Regions from separate parts of the Homo sapiens genome. Here region 2 is linked to region 1. A link is a contact called in ENCODE Hi-C data. All regions are on one chromosome and are shown on one strand. The core of a region is the stretch at or near the end of the contact, and the rest is flanking DNA. Distances in the headings are between cores, read along the strand shown.

Region 1 (7,170 bases), core at 134-2,633:
TCTCCGTTATGCCCCTAGGCCTCCTTGAGGTCCTTCTGGCCAAATGCAGAGTCCTGTTGGCATTGGTGCCATCAGTTAACCATCTCTGCCTCTTTCAAATCCTCTGCGCTCCTCAGCAGGGTGGGGGTGGGGATTGTGGGGTGCGGTCTCTTTCCTTCCTTTGTCCTTTAGGCCCTCCATGCTCTTGAGGTGCTGGGCACAGGGAGGAGAAAACTGGGTGACCTCCAGAGGGAGAAGGGAGCCCGTGAGTGCCATGTCGGGATGGGAGAAGCCAAGCCTCAAGGACAAGAAGCTGAAGGTGCAATTACTAGAATGCTTTGTATACTTGATCCTCTTGTACCAAGACACATGTGGCCCCCAGACTCATTCATGTATTTGATAGACAACTCTGTCATATGTCCACCAGGGGTTTAGAAAAACCCTGTTGCTTATTCTTGAATGGAATCATCCAAAAATGATGGGATATCACTTAGGAAGCATCATGTCTCAGCAAAGCCTTGTGCTCTCTAGAAGGACAATTTTGGGTGCATTAGAGCTCTTTCTGCATTGTTTTCTTAAAGCTTTCTGTAGTGTTTAGTGATGATATTTGGGAATCAAAGTACATAGTTAATTTGAATTTGCAATAAGAAAAACTTCTAAGAGGTAATACTTTTCTCCTTTAGCAAGAGAGGCCATGCTCTGCCCATGCACCGGGGGAGGGGCAGAAAGAAGGAAGCTGAGGAGCCTGCAGGAGACTGGCTGATTTCTCACCAGCTGAGCCCTCTGGACAGCTTTGTCCAGGGCTTCATGGCTGTGGAGAACAGATCCTGCATGCCTTTTGTCTTCTGTGAGCATCTGCCACTCTGGTATGGCCACCAAATGCTCTTCTCCCTGGTGCATGCCAGGGAGCTTTGCGCACAGCATTCCACAGATAGCATGGACTAGGGAACACACCCCAGGTGGACATGTGACAGGCAGAAGACTTGTGCAGCGTGCTGTTCAGGGCGAGTGTGCAAAGACAGGCCACCTCTTGGGGAGACGGCCCATAGCGCGGAAAGAAGTCATCTTCCTTTCCGGCCATTCTCTTTTTCTCTACACACGAGCCCTGCAATAGGACTCAGTGGCTGCCGCCTTCAGTCTGGGCTGGGCCACTCCTGCTCTCGAGGGTGGAACACTGAGATCTAAGGGCCTCTCCCTGTCATGATCCCTGTTTATCCTTCGTTGTGCTCAACACGATGTTTGTCATTACTAAAGCGCTCTTAAAATTGCATCTGCACGTCTGAATAGCCTGCTAATGCAGAGCTGCCCTTTGCATTCAACACAGGAACCTGCTTCTGCCTGGCTCTAGGACAACACTTCTTGCTGGGCTCCTGCCAAGTGCGGCTGGGCTGGGCCTGGAGCGACCAATCCACTGATCCACCAATCCGGAGGGCAGCCCAGGAGGAGCGGGATCTTAGTGGATGGACGCCCTGCCTGTCTGTGGAATGGCTTCTTCCTGGGGCAACCCCGAGAACAAGAGGGAAAACAGCCTCTCCCCCTCGCCTCCTGCCCTCCTGCAGGCAGCCACCTCCTCAGCTAATTGAAAACAAAAAGGGACGCAGTTGTGAAATTCAGCCCCCAGCGCCATCATCATCTCCTGCGGGCTCAGGGGGCTCCTCACTGTGTTTATTTACAAATCAGCACATGTTGTTTTGGCCACGGCAGCAGACAGTGACCCCAGAGAGGGAGGTCCAGAGCACTACACAAATTGCACAACACAAGCAGGTCATCTGTCCCCTTTGCTGAAGATTCCTAAGAAAACAGAGGCAGCTGACTCTCAGGCCATCTGGAAGCCACCCTCAGGGGCCGAGCGCTCGGGGGCGTGTACGCCAGCCTTGGGGGTGCTATCCGGACACCAACAATGTCACTGCTGCTGCCAGCCTCAGTTTCTCCATCTGTGAAGGGCGCATGGTTGTGGTGGTGGGGCGGGGGGTGGTGGTCAGCATGCAGTGATTAGCAGCCACCTGGGGTACTCTACCGGGCAGGCGTCTGTGCTGTGTCCTATAGTTTCAGCCGCACGTTCTCTCATTTTACAGATGGTAGAGCAGCTGGGTGGCTGCCGATTCTCGCCCTGCCCATGGCTGCCCTGGCCTGTGGCCGAGGCTGTGATGAAGGGCAGCCTGTTCTGTGCGACGCAGTTAAGCAAGGTGTCCGGTGGGCTGCATTGTGACCGGGTCAGCCAGGCCCTCCTCTTTGTCTTGCTTCTGCTGGCAGAGCTCACAGCGCAGTTTCTGCATGGAGGCTGCCGGAGTTGCTTCCTGCTCCGTGCTCCCACACCGTTCTTCAGCTGACCAAGTAGTGACAGCAGGACTCCAGGGTTCTGTCCCTGTGCGGCAAAGCACACACTTTCAGTGCTGCGGTTGATGCTTGAGACGCTCAGTGGGAGGTCATTGCTTGGACTAGGACTACAAGTCCAAGCACAAACGTCCCCCTGAGGTGTCACCTGGGGTGTTAGGAGTGGGGGATGGGAAGAGGAACAATACTGGGATGGGGTTCTTGAGGAGACTTTCGAAAGGATCTAAGAGGAACTGACCTCTCCACCTCCCCCAGACTGTGCACAAAGAAAATGGGCCCAAGAATCCCCAGAACTGGGCTCCGAAATCCTCACTGTCTCCTTGCTGGTCACCAGCAATTGCTGTGACTCACTCTCCTGGTGCTTCTGTGGGCCATCTGGGCACCTTGGGGAAGTCCCAGGGATCCCCAACAGCACTCCTTTCTCCCTGTATGTTCTATCCCACTGCCTTCCCAGGCGGGCCTGGAGGGAAGAGCAGTGGCCAGGTGTCTTCAGGGTCCTGCAGGGCTGATGGGAGTGGTTTCTGTGGGTACTGTGGCTCTCCTGTGTGGGTTTCCTGCCCTGGGCTCTGTGTGTGGGCCTTGATGGGCACTGGGCTGTTCTTCTACCTTGTGGCACCTGGCCCTGTAGAGATGACAATTTCTGAAACAGGAGCATTTCCTCTGAATTCCAAGGAACTTTGCTCAAGGGCCAACTTTGCCTTATGCAGGCTGGAGCCTGAATGCTCGCTCTGCTACCAGCTGTGTGACCTTGTGAAAAGTCCTTAACTTCTCTGGGCCTTACTTTCTCATCGGGATAATATTACAAAAGGCTGCTTGAGAAATGGGATGCTTTCAGAGATAACATAGAATGAAAGCACCGGGCACAGTAAAATTCAACTGCTATTAGTTCCTTTCTCCCTTATTCAAGAAGGAAGGCAGATGAAAGCAGATTTCAGGAATGGCAGCTTGGAGAAGAGGAGAGGGAGTGGGGGTCTAGAAGAGGAGAGGCAGTAGGGGCTATGATAATCCTCTGACATTGGCTGAGAGCCAGCAGTAAGAAAGAGAAACAAGCTGTCCTTCATGTACCCACTGGCTTCTTCCTTGCACCCTCGGGTGCCGAGCTGAGCTGCAGACACCCAGACCTGACAGCCCTTCCTCCAGAGCTGGCGGTCCAGGTGGGGAGTGACATTTGGCTGATTTCTGATTTTGAAACACAGAAACCAGGAGAGTTGAGTTAAACCAGGTTTACCAATGTGAGTGGCTTATTGGCTATAGGTGCCCCAGCCAGGTATGGAAGTCCAGAGCTGGAGGGTGTGTGAGCTCCCTGAATGCAGGGCCAGCCCTGGCAGGCGAGCACACAGCTAATGGTAATGGATGGCATAGGAATACGGAGCCAAGGTTTCTGGCAAGAAAACAATGAAAAATGCACTATCTCTGAATTTTTCTCTGGGACTCAGTTGAATTTTAGTGGTCATGACCAGAAATGAAATTCAACCAGTTGACTGATATTTTTAGAAATGCCTCAGGCTTTATCATCTCAACTCTGGGGAGTGAGTATCCCAGAAATCTTGGGAGTGTGGGTCACAGCACCTGAATGTTAGTCCTTTACACCTGTAACATCAGAATTATGGATTCCTGGGTTCCCCTTGCAGAGATTCTAGTTGGGTTGGAGCCTGGGAATCTGTATAAAAATACCTCCCCAGATTTGGAACCACTACCATAGACAATTAAGCAAAGAATGAGGTAAGGCATTCTTTTCTCCAAAATGTAATTTTCTGGGGCCCTGCTAGAGATGTGTCACCTTTCTAGGCCTCTTCTCTGGTGGGAGCTCAGATCCTCCTGAGAAGGGCACGAATGAGAGAGACTCTGACCTTTCCCTCTGTCCTTTGCTCTAAAAACACAGCCCCGTTTAACCGGACAGAGGATGACTTTCTTCTCTGGAGTGCTCTGGGTCACGCTTGGGGACACATGAAGGATACGCCCTCCCTTTCAGGCTCCCATCGCACGTTGAACCTGGCTTGTGAACACAGCCCTCTGGGACACTACTAGGAACAAAGTGTTCCGGATGCTGCAGAAGCTCAGCTGCCACCTGGAAAACCTGTTTGGCCACTTTAGGTCCAGATGACGGGAGCCAGTCCGGCTCAGGAGAACAGAGCTGGCCCAGTAACACCTCGCTTCCTCCCTGCTGCAGAGACCTGGGAGGGCCCTGCCCAGCACAGCACACTGGAGTGGCCCTGCGGCAGCATCTGGGCTGCTGTACCCATGGTGCCTCCCAGCCCGAGGGGCTCCCGGCAGCTCTGGAGACTCCTGCTGTCACGTCACCTGGCCCCTCACCATCACCATCCTCATCTCTCTTGGGTGGGTATGTCCGCACCATTCCTAGCCTCATTTATTTATTTATTTATTTTTGAGACAGGGTCTTGCTCTGTCACCCAGGCTGGAGTGCAGTGGCACCATCTCGGCTTACTGCAACCTCCGCCTCCAGGGGCTCAAGTGATCCTTCCACCTTAGCCTCCTGAGTAGCTGGGACCACAGGTGCACACCACCATGAGCAGCTAATTGCATTTTTGGTAGAGATGGGGTTTCTCCATGTTGCCCATGGCTGGTCTCGAACACCTGAGCTCAAGTGATCTGCCTCCCTTAGCCTCCCAAAGTGCTGGGATTACAGGCGTGCACCACTGCACCTGGCCTCATTTAAAGACTGAGAAAACCAGATCCCAAGAAATTTGCTCACTATTGAGGATAGCTGTCAGCAGACACCAGATTTGGGCATCGAGTTAGCAAGCTCTGGCCGTGTGCTTGAGTACTAGCCCAAAAAACATCCCCAGAGTCATTTGTAGAATGAGTTCTTCTTACTTACCCTTATTAAAAGACTTAAATGTGCATCAATAGTTCCCACAAAAGCCTAGTGTTACTGTTTTAAATACTGAGTTCGTGAGCCAGTCAAAGATTGGGGCTTTCGCTGGTTCATTAGCTTGTTTCATGTTTGGAAGGAGACCCACGTTTATGTCCAGAATGTGATATTCTGTCTATGTGCTGATCTTAGTTTGGAAGTGGTTTGAATAAAGCCAGAAATGCCAGCATATTTAGTTATGAATCCTGGTTTGCAAAGGTGCTGACTTTGGTTGTCCACAAGATCATTGGCCCCATAGCTTTACCTAACCGTCTTACACAACTGTGGTCTTCTCTGTGGGACTTAGAGGAACATCTGAAGAGAGGAGCAAGAGTGGGTTGGTTGATTACCGACAGGGCAGGGGCACAGTATCCCATTTGCATACTCATATTCTGGAAGTCAAGGGGCCTCTAGAACAAAGATGTTCAGTACTAAGCAAAGTGGGCGAGAAATGAGGAAAAAAGGTGCAATGTGCAGGGAGCAGGGCTGGGGCCACTGGCGGGAGAGGAGGCCTCCTGCTTCAGAACCCGGTCATCCAAGTGCAACTCTTTAGAATCCAAAACACGTGGATGCAGGGTTGATGGGTAATTTACAGGTTTCGGCCAACATGTGAGGGACTCTCCAGTGCTTTTGAGCTGGCCTGGGGCCCACGCTGCTGGCTGTGGGAGGCTGGCGTGTCAGAGGCAGAGCTAACCAGTTGCCTGCTTGGATCCCCAGGCACTCAGAACAGGGCTGACCTTTTTTTGTGCATGGCCTGGGTTTTGTGCTTCTGCACAGGTTTGGCCACACAGTCCAGGGGCTGACAAAGGGGACCCGGAGGGGCCACCAAAGACTCTATGCCTGTGCTGAGGATGGAGTTTAGGAATCATGGCTGGGCATGGGCGGTGGCAAAGGGCTGGCCCCCACTTACCCTCACTGCAGGGCTGGGTTCTGTTGCCTGCGTCAGCGCTCACCGTGGGAGTGGGTCTCAAAGGGGCATGCTGGAAATTTGTGGGGGCATTTTTTGGTGGAAACAGTTACCATAGGGACTACTGGCTTTGTGGTCCAGGGCTGAGGACGCTCAAGGTTCTGCGAAGCAGAGAAAGCCCCACACAGACAGACGGCACTGTGGCTAGTGTCACTCCCTTGGCTTCTCATTTGGGTGGCAGATCTGTGTCTGGGGATCTGGTCTGGTCCCATGCCTGTGTTCTGTCAATACCACCCACTTCTCTCATGGCTGTGATAGACACTGGATTTCCCAACACTGCAGCTATGGCATAGACTAAGGGAGGATCCAGACTTTGCTTTGCTCCAAGCTTTGCCAAGCTTTGTTCCTAATTTCAGAAAACAGCCCTAGCGAATGCTGGAATTACCAAAGCAAGGTCCACTGTCTGGCGGAATCCTCAGAAATTTTACCTTAATTTTACCTGAATGCACGCATCTGAGGACTTGATTTGTCATCTAGGGTAGTTGTGCCTAAACATTTACTATCAGAATAGATGTTATTGTGTATTATATCTATGTCAGTTTTCTTTGTATTACCATTAAAGCATTACATATATGATCTATCTATTTATCTATCATCTATCTGTTATACCATCTATCATCTATCTAATCTATCTATATCATCTTTATTTCTCTATCATCTATCTATCCATCTGTAACATCATCTATCTATCACTTATAGACACATTATATTAACCAGAAGTTTCATTTCAGGACAGTACAGCGAATGTTAAAATTATTCATGATCAAAGGGGCTGTTTGATTCTAGCATTCATATACAAGTTGCTGATGGAATGGCCCTAGAGCCCAGCCTCCCTCCACAGAGCCCCTGCCTTTGGAAAGATGGTCTGACTGAGGCTCGCCATGCCCTTGCTGCTTTGCTCTGCAGGGGCTGGGCCGGATCCCCCAGAGCAGCGAGCCCTGGCTGTGTCTCTCCCCCTGTCAAACTTGCCTGGCGGTTTGTTGCTGAGTCTGTCGTGGCTGAGGCACCTGCTCCCTTC
Region 2 (6,756 bases), core at 1,637-4,136, 210 kb after region 1:
GCTTGCCAACAGGAGCCCTGGGCCAACGCCTGGACCAGACTCTGAGCATTCTCATTCCAGAGGTGGCCAGCTTCCAGGCCTTGCTCAGCCAACAGCCACATCTCAGGTCCCTATCCCCCAGCCCCTGCCTATAGCAGCCCCTGTGTGCTGGGGCCTGGACCCCCAGGAAAACCCCGTGAGACCCTCAGCCCCATCCCTGTGCTTTGGGGCATGCCTCTGAACACCTGGAGCCAGGCTTCTCACACTTTCCTGAACACCAAGTCACCCCTGGACCCTGTGGAAATGCAAGTATTGACTCAGAGGGTCTGGGGCAGGCTGGAGCCTGTGGTTTTAACCAGCTCTTGGGTACTGCCATCGCTCTGGTGCAGGGACTGCACTCTGCGTAGGGAGTGTCTGGAAGGCCTGGCGAGCCATCACGTCCCTGCTAAACAATGATAAACACATACACTTATACCTGCAGGAGCAAGCCCATGCATACAGGAGCACGTGTGCACCCCCGTGCAATATTTAAAGAGCCATGAAGCAGATAGCACCATGAGAAAGACTCCCTGGGCCACAAATGTGCCGGCTCGCACCCCTGAAGTCCTGAGGAATTTTCTCATCACATGACCCGCCCCACACCCTGACTTTCTGGGTTCTCACTGCATCTGGAGGTCTGCTGGGGTCAGCTGAGGCTTCCCCTTGGTTTGGAGGCCACGTGGGAACTGTCCTGCCCAGGCCCCGGAACTTTCCAGGCAGCACCTCCTGCTCCCCTCACAGTTCCCCCAGGCTATTTTTAGGATCCTATTTTTGCCCTGTTTGAAGTTCATGCTGACTTCACCACCTAATTAGAAAGGGCAGCTCCCTGGAATTATCTGTCCCACATTCTACTCTGTGTACTGTACAGAGCAGAGGTGATCAGATGTCCCCCAGTTGGGGTCAGGTGCCCGGCGTCTGTCCCTCTTTGCCCGGGTGGAGTGTTTTGGAGCCCACCCCAGTGGCCAGGCCTGAGGCAGGACCTGGTTCTCAGTTTCTCCTGCCCGCCTGCGCTGACCCAGCCTGCCTGCACTTGCTCTGGGCATGTGGCTCCTGCAGTGGGTCCCAGACCCACCTGGCTCTATCCACAGCCCAGAGCAAGGTTGCGGGAGGCAGAAGGGGATATGGCTTGTATGGGGCCTGCTCTGGCCAGGTCAACCTGTCAACAGTGCTCTGCACTCCCCAGGGGACGGACTATCACCACAGGGCTTCCACCTGCTGGGCTGGGCTGTCTCTCCCAGCTCTTCTCACTTGGAAGGCTGGGGGCTCACGCTGGAGTCTTGGATTTCTGTCCTGATGCTGCAGGTCTGGGGGCCTGCACTTGAGAGTCTCAAAGTCTTTGGAGGGACGCCAGGCCTCCCTCTCACCACCACAAACCCTGCCAGAGTTCTCTGAGCACCATCAGGCAGTATGAGGGTAGAGGGTGGACTGTGGGCCCAGGGAAGGCTGAGTTCCCCTCTCTTATTTGTCATTTTCCATGTAATGACAGCAGGTTACTAATTCCTAGAAAGCTCAGTTTCCCAAGGTTAACCTTACCCATCTCATGGGGATGGTGTGATCATTGAATAAGTTAATGCTCATAAAGCCTCAGGCATAAAGTAGACTAGTAAAAAAGGTTATTTCTTCTCCAGCCCATCGCTGTCGGGAGGTCTGACTGTCGTGGATGTGGCATCATGGGTCGGGCTGAAGACCTGCCAGTGTGCTCTCTGGAGCCCCGTCCTGACTCCTCGGGGCAGTGCTGAGCCAAGCATGGGCCCCAAGGACCTTGTCTCTCCCAGCTCACCTGTGCCCTGGGCCACCCTTGGACAGGTCCAGCCTCCGTTTCCATCTGTGAAATGGGTTCTCTGAGTGCTGCACTCAGAGAAATGGGTTCTCTGAGCACTCAGTTCTCTGAGTGCTGCTCAGAGGCCCCTTGAGGTAGTAAATTAAGCAAGTGTCCGGAGAATTCTGGGGGACCTGGAGACCCCGCACCCTCATGAAAGCTCATGAGGTCCAATCCCCCTTTCAAGGTATGAGCACAGCTCTTTCCAAATACAAGGAGATTCTTCCCAAAGTGGGTTAACCGGGGCACCCCACTGAACTGGAAATAAACTCTACCGATTGGGCTGAAAGCTGCCCAGAGGTGCCCAGTTTGGGAGGATCTCATCCACACGGGGGACGGCTCCATTCAGCATGGCCTCCTCTGGACTTTCCATGGCCGCTGTCACCGTTTCTGTGAATATGACATTCCCAGCCTGGCACTGGGCTCCTTTCCACCCCGCTGCAAACGTCACGAGAGCCAGGACTGTGCCTCTCACAGGCACATCCCCTGCAGTCCCAGATGCTCAGCAAGCAGTTATTATGAACAGAGTGCACAAAGGACAAGTGTGGCCCAGCCCTCTGTCCACACATAGGGACACAGGCCCTAACTAGTCCTGCTTCCTTCTGCCCAGGTCTCTCAGGAACACTCTACTTCCCTCTGGGAAGCACCTGGTGGAGAGGTCTGGGCGACGGGGCTGGGTGAGCAGCAGCCCTACTGCACATCCTCCTGCTCTGGGCAGACCCTTGAGTGCCTCTTGGATGCTGAAGCAGGCTGCTTACAAAACCAGTGTTAACAAAGGCCCAGCCTGAGGAAGGTGATAGGATCTGCTCCCGCAGTGTGAGCCAGCCCAGGCTGGGCTGTGTTCAGGGCATCCAGGGAGGAGGCCTGAATTCTACAATTAAAACCTAAATGCAGGAACAATCTAAACAACCAGGCTTGGGCATGTCCTGTTTGTTGTGTAAATCCATGAGTCTGGTTTGCATGGCCAAACGCTCCCTGACAGCTGACTGCCAAGTTTCTGTTAGGGCTTAGACGTGACCTCCTTCAACCCCTGCCTTGTTTGGGTTTACTCTGGGGTTGAAGTCTGACGAACATCTAGATGGGGGCCTCCTGGAGTGGCCTGTCACTGTGTCCAGAGGGACATGGGCTTGCCAGCTCCCCGGGCGTCCATGCAGCGGCTCCCCGAGGCCTGGCCAGCTCCTCACCAGCTCCTGCTGAGTGTCTGTGCCCACGGCAACCAAGAAGTCCTGTGTGTGCCCTGCAATGCTGCTTCTTCTTAGAAACTGCAAACAGAGAGAAAAACTGCCTGGCAGCTTCCGCACTGATCTCTTTCTCTGTCCTTTTTCTCTTCACTTTAATTTTTTTTCTCCTACTCTTTTTCTGTCAGAAAGCAGTCAGCAGCCATGTGAGTTACCCCGTGAAGTTCTCCTGCCTTGGTCTGAGAGGCCCTCGGTGCGTGTTTAGGAACTGCAGCCAGCTAGCCTTCTCCTCTTTATTCAAAAGCCTGATTCCTCCTTACTGCATGGCAGACCCCCCCAGCGTGCCAGCTGTGCAGGTCCCAAGGGTGCTGAGGGCAGGAGAAGGCAGCTCTGGCAGCTCACGAGGGCATCCATGCACCGCCCCCATCTGTGGAGCTGAAGTTTAACGTATCCTCTGGGGCCCCCATCACACCTGCTTTTGATGGCAGAAGGGCAGGCACATGCTCAACTCTTATCCTAAAGCCTTCCAGCTGGCTACTTCATCATCTGCAGGAGTCCACAGGACTATGGGGGACAACAGCTCCCCAAGGCCCAGACTCCCCCTTAGTCGAGTGCGGTGGCTCATGCCTGTAAGCTGAGCTACTCAGGAGGCAGAGGTGGGAGGATCACCTGAGGCCAGGAGGGGCAACATGGAGGGAAACTGTCTCTTAAAAAAGAAAGAAGGAGGCTGGGTGCGGTGGCTCATGCCTGTAATCCCAGCACTTTGGGAGGCCGAGGCGGGCAGATCACGAGGTCAGGAGATCAAGACCATCTTGGCTAACATGGTGAAACCCCGTCTCTACTAAAAATACAAAAAAATTAGCCTGGTGTGGTGGCGGGCACCTGTGGTCCCAGCTACTCCGGAGGCTGAGGCAGGAGAATGGCGTGAACCCGGGAGGTGGAGCTTGCAGTGAGCCGAGATTGCGCCACTGCACCTCCAGCCTGGGTGACAGAATGAGACTCCGTCTCAAAAAAAAAGAAAAAAAAAGAAAGAAAGAAAGAAAAAAGTTAAAAAAAGTTTTATAAAAAAGTAAAATTTAAAAAAGACTAAATAAGTAAGTAAATAAATAAAATGGGTGAGCCCCACCCCTCCCAGCTCAGCCCTGTCCCTGGACACATGGGTTTAACTCACAAGGGCCTCCCTCTTCTTCTCGGGGTGCCTCACCCTCTGCAAGGCCCTCCACCATCTCTCTTCTCCACTCCACACCTTCTCAGCTTCTCATCCTGACTTGTCAATTGCTCCATGCCTTTTTTTTTTTTTTTTTTGTGAGACAGAGTCTTGCTCTGTCACCCAGGCTGGAGTGCAGTGGCGCGATCTCGACTCACTGCAAGCTCCGCCTCCCAGGTTCACACCATTCTCCTGCCTCAGCCTCCCGAGTAGCTGGGATTACAGGCACCTGCCACCACGCCCGGCTAATTTTTTGTATTTTTAGTAAAGACAGGGTTTCACCGTGTTAGCCAGGATCATCTCGATCTCCTGACCTCGTGATCCACCCACCTCGGCCTCCCAAAGTGCTGAGATTACAGGTGTGAGCCACTGCGCCCAGCTGCTCCATGCCATTTTTTAAAAAATTATGTTTTTCCCTTTAAAAATTGCTGCAAAGGGCTTCAGATCCACGTGCATAAGAAAGGACATAGAGCGAAGAAGGAAGGCCACCATCTGTGGTCTGGCTACATCCTGAAGTCAATCAGGCTTGTGCAGGTCCAAACTGGCTGCTTAGGACAAGCTCAGGTATCCTAAGGGCCAGAGAATCTGCTCCTTTTCCCCACGAGCATGGACGTACCCAGAAAGTGGTGCAGGATAGGTTGGCTCCAGAGGGGAGGAGGCCATCCCAGCAGGCTGAGGATGGTGTGCAGGGTCTGGAAGGTGTGACACTCCCTCATCCCCCCCGGGGATCAGCTCAGTCCCCCATCCCACCCCACTCTTGCCCTGTGCTTGTGAAGATCCTCTGCCTCATCACACAACTTTCTTTGTCCTATTTCTCCCCTTGTCAGGTGGCCAAGAACATGGTGTACAGTTCAGAGAGCCTCTCAATATGTTGCTTTAAAGTTGAAGACGGGGCCAGCCCAGGGTATCAGCAGCCTTGGCCCCTGCTCCATGCACCATTGCAGGCTGGAGCTATGGCGTTTCCCAAAAACCACCTGGACTTCTTACACATAGAAACAGGGTGACCTCCTAGATGGGTAGACATGCTGCCCTCCAGCTGAGGGTTGGGGTGATGGGATGGGCTGAACTCTGTTCCCCCAAATTCATATGTTGGCGTTGAACCCAGGACCTCAGAATGTGAGTGTATTTGGAGACAGGGCCATTAAAGAGGTAAGGTAAAATAAAGTTATTGCGGTGGGCCCTGATTCAATAGGACTGGTATCCTGGGAAGAAGAGATTAGATACACACAGAGGGATGACCATGTGAGCGTGCAGGGAGAAGACACCATCGGCAAGGCGAGGAGAGGCCTCAGAAGGAACCAGTCCTGCTGACAGCCTCGTCTTAGACGTTCAGTCTCCAGAGATGTGAGACGATACAGTTCTGCTGTTTGAGCTGCCAGATCTGTGGCACGTTATTACCACGGCCTGAGCTGACCCACACAGATGGTTCTCTCGGTCAAACTGTCTCCCCGTTTGCCTTCTGTGCATACTGGCAGGTGAGTGAATGAGCAGAAAGCTTCATTTCCTCCCCAGGCCTGAGCAGGCAGCAGCTGCTTTCCAGGGAGAAGCGCCCCACCTCGCCTCCCAACCCCACACCTGAGGCTGGCCTTGTTATATTTGCCACCAAGATTCCTCAGGGAGCACATCTCTTCATGGACTCCAGGCCCCCAGTCTCAGGACCCAACTCAGCATCCCGCCCACATTGTTGATCTGTCTATTCCTTCCTAAAGCATCAATTATTTTGGAAGGAGCCCAAGAAAATTTCCAATGAGTGTGCATGACAAGGGGATGAAGGAAAAGCACCCTCCTTCGGCCATTTCTGCAGGTCCTGGCTCTGTGCTTTGCAGAAGCGGCCTCGGAGTCCTTGCCAATAGACCTATGCCTAGTGCCCCAAGGGACAAGTGTGTGTCTCTGCCCAGAGAAGGCAGGGAGAAGGAGGAGGCTGGTTCTGCTCCAGCTTGAGGTGGACCTGGGTTTGGGACTGTCATGGGACCAGGGAGGTGACCTTGTATTCAAAAGTTATCACATCCATAACCCAAATGAACTTTCACCTTCTATTTTTCTGCTAAGTCGTAGTTAAAACAAGGAATATGATCTCCACAGGGTTGTGTGTCCACAGCAGTGAAGGAATCGGGGTTTGAGGAATTATTTGGAGATTGTTACCACTTTAGAATGGCCAGCCTGGGCTTCTAAGAGGAAGAGTCAGCTTTCCTTCTGGCTGTGCATGTACATACTAAGTGCATCCTGAAACCCAATGATTAAGTAATATAGTGAACAGAAGTGGTGATTCGGGGAGGGAGAGGGCCACCAGGAGAACAAAGTGGGGCAGCTGGGAGGATGACAGTCGGGAAAGAGGTGGCTGTGTGGGTGGATCTCTTGAGGGCCTCGCTGCATGCTGAGATAGAGTGAGCAGCGGAGGCAGTGGGCACAGAGAACAGCCGAGGGGAGGTGACATAGGAGAGCTGCTTTACAGGATGACTCAGTGGGGACAGAACAGTTCAGCAGACAGGGACACCGTGTACAGAGGCACAGAGCCAAGGGGGCCTGGAGCAGCT

What was found. A loop is a pair of places that touch in the nucleus more often than their neighbours do. Pooled maps may share reads with other maps.
Region 2: a map of Right ventricle myocardium inferior shows a loop between it and region 1 (2.8-fold over the local background). The contact joins two enhancer-like sites. A Hi-C loop is called at or near these places in 5 of 168 maps with a recorded cell type or tissue (Right ventricle myocardium inferior, gastrocnemius medialis, heart right ventricle and 2 more) and 5 of 50 pooled maps.

What each region holds. Positions count from the first base shown.
Region 1 is chr9:89,660,733-89,667,902 of GRCh38, forward strand. LINC03062 (long intergenic non-protein coding RNA 3062) reads left to right here. Exons shown (of 6, transcript NR_024280.1): 2 at 4,196-4,650. Among named protein-coding and RNA genes, the nearest start is that of LINC03062, 25 kb to the left of the region's middle. RefSeq lists enhancers at 1,041-1,577, 1,262-1,556, 1,578-2,115, 2,116-2,652. Within about 2 kb of position 1,384, at least 27 of the 41 ENCODE cell types and tissues checked have a DNase peak (open chromatin) inside an H3K27ac peak, as active enhancers do; they include gastrocnemius medialis, heart right ventricle and psoas muscle, where a contact is called at or near this core.
Region 2 is chr9:89,872,230-89,878,985 of GRCh38, forward strand. No RefSeq gene overlaps it. Among named protein-coding and RNA genes, the nearest start is that of MIR4290, 150 kb to the right of the region's middle. Within about 2 kb of position 2,887, at least 13 of the 41 ENCODE cell types and tissues checked have a DNase peak (open chromatin) inside an H3K27ac peak, as active enhancers do; they include gastrocnemius medialis, heart right ventricle and psoas muscle, where a contact is called at or near this core.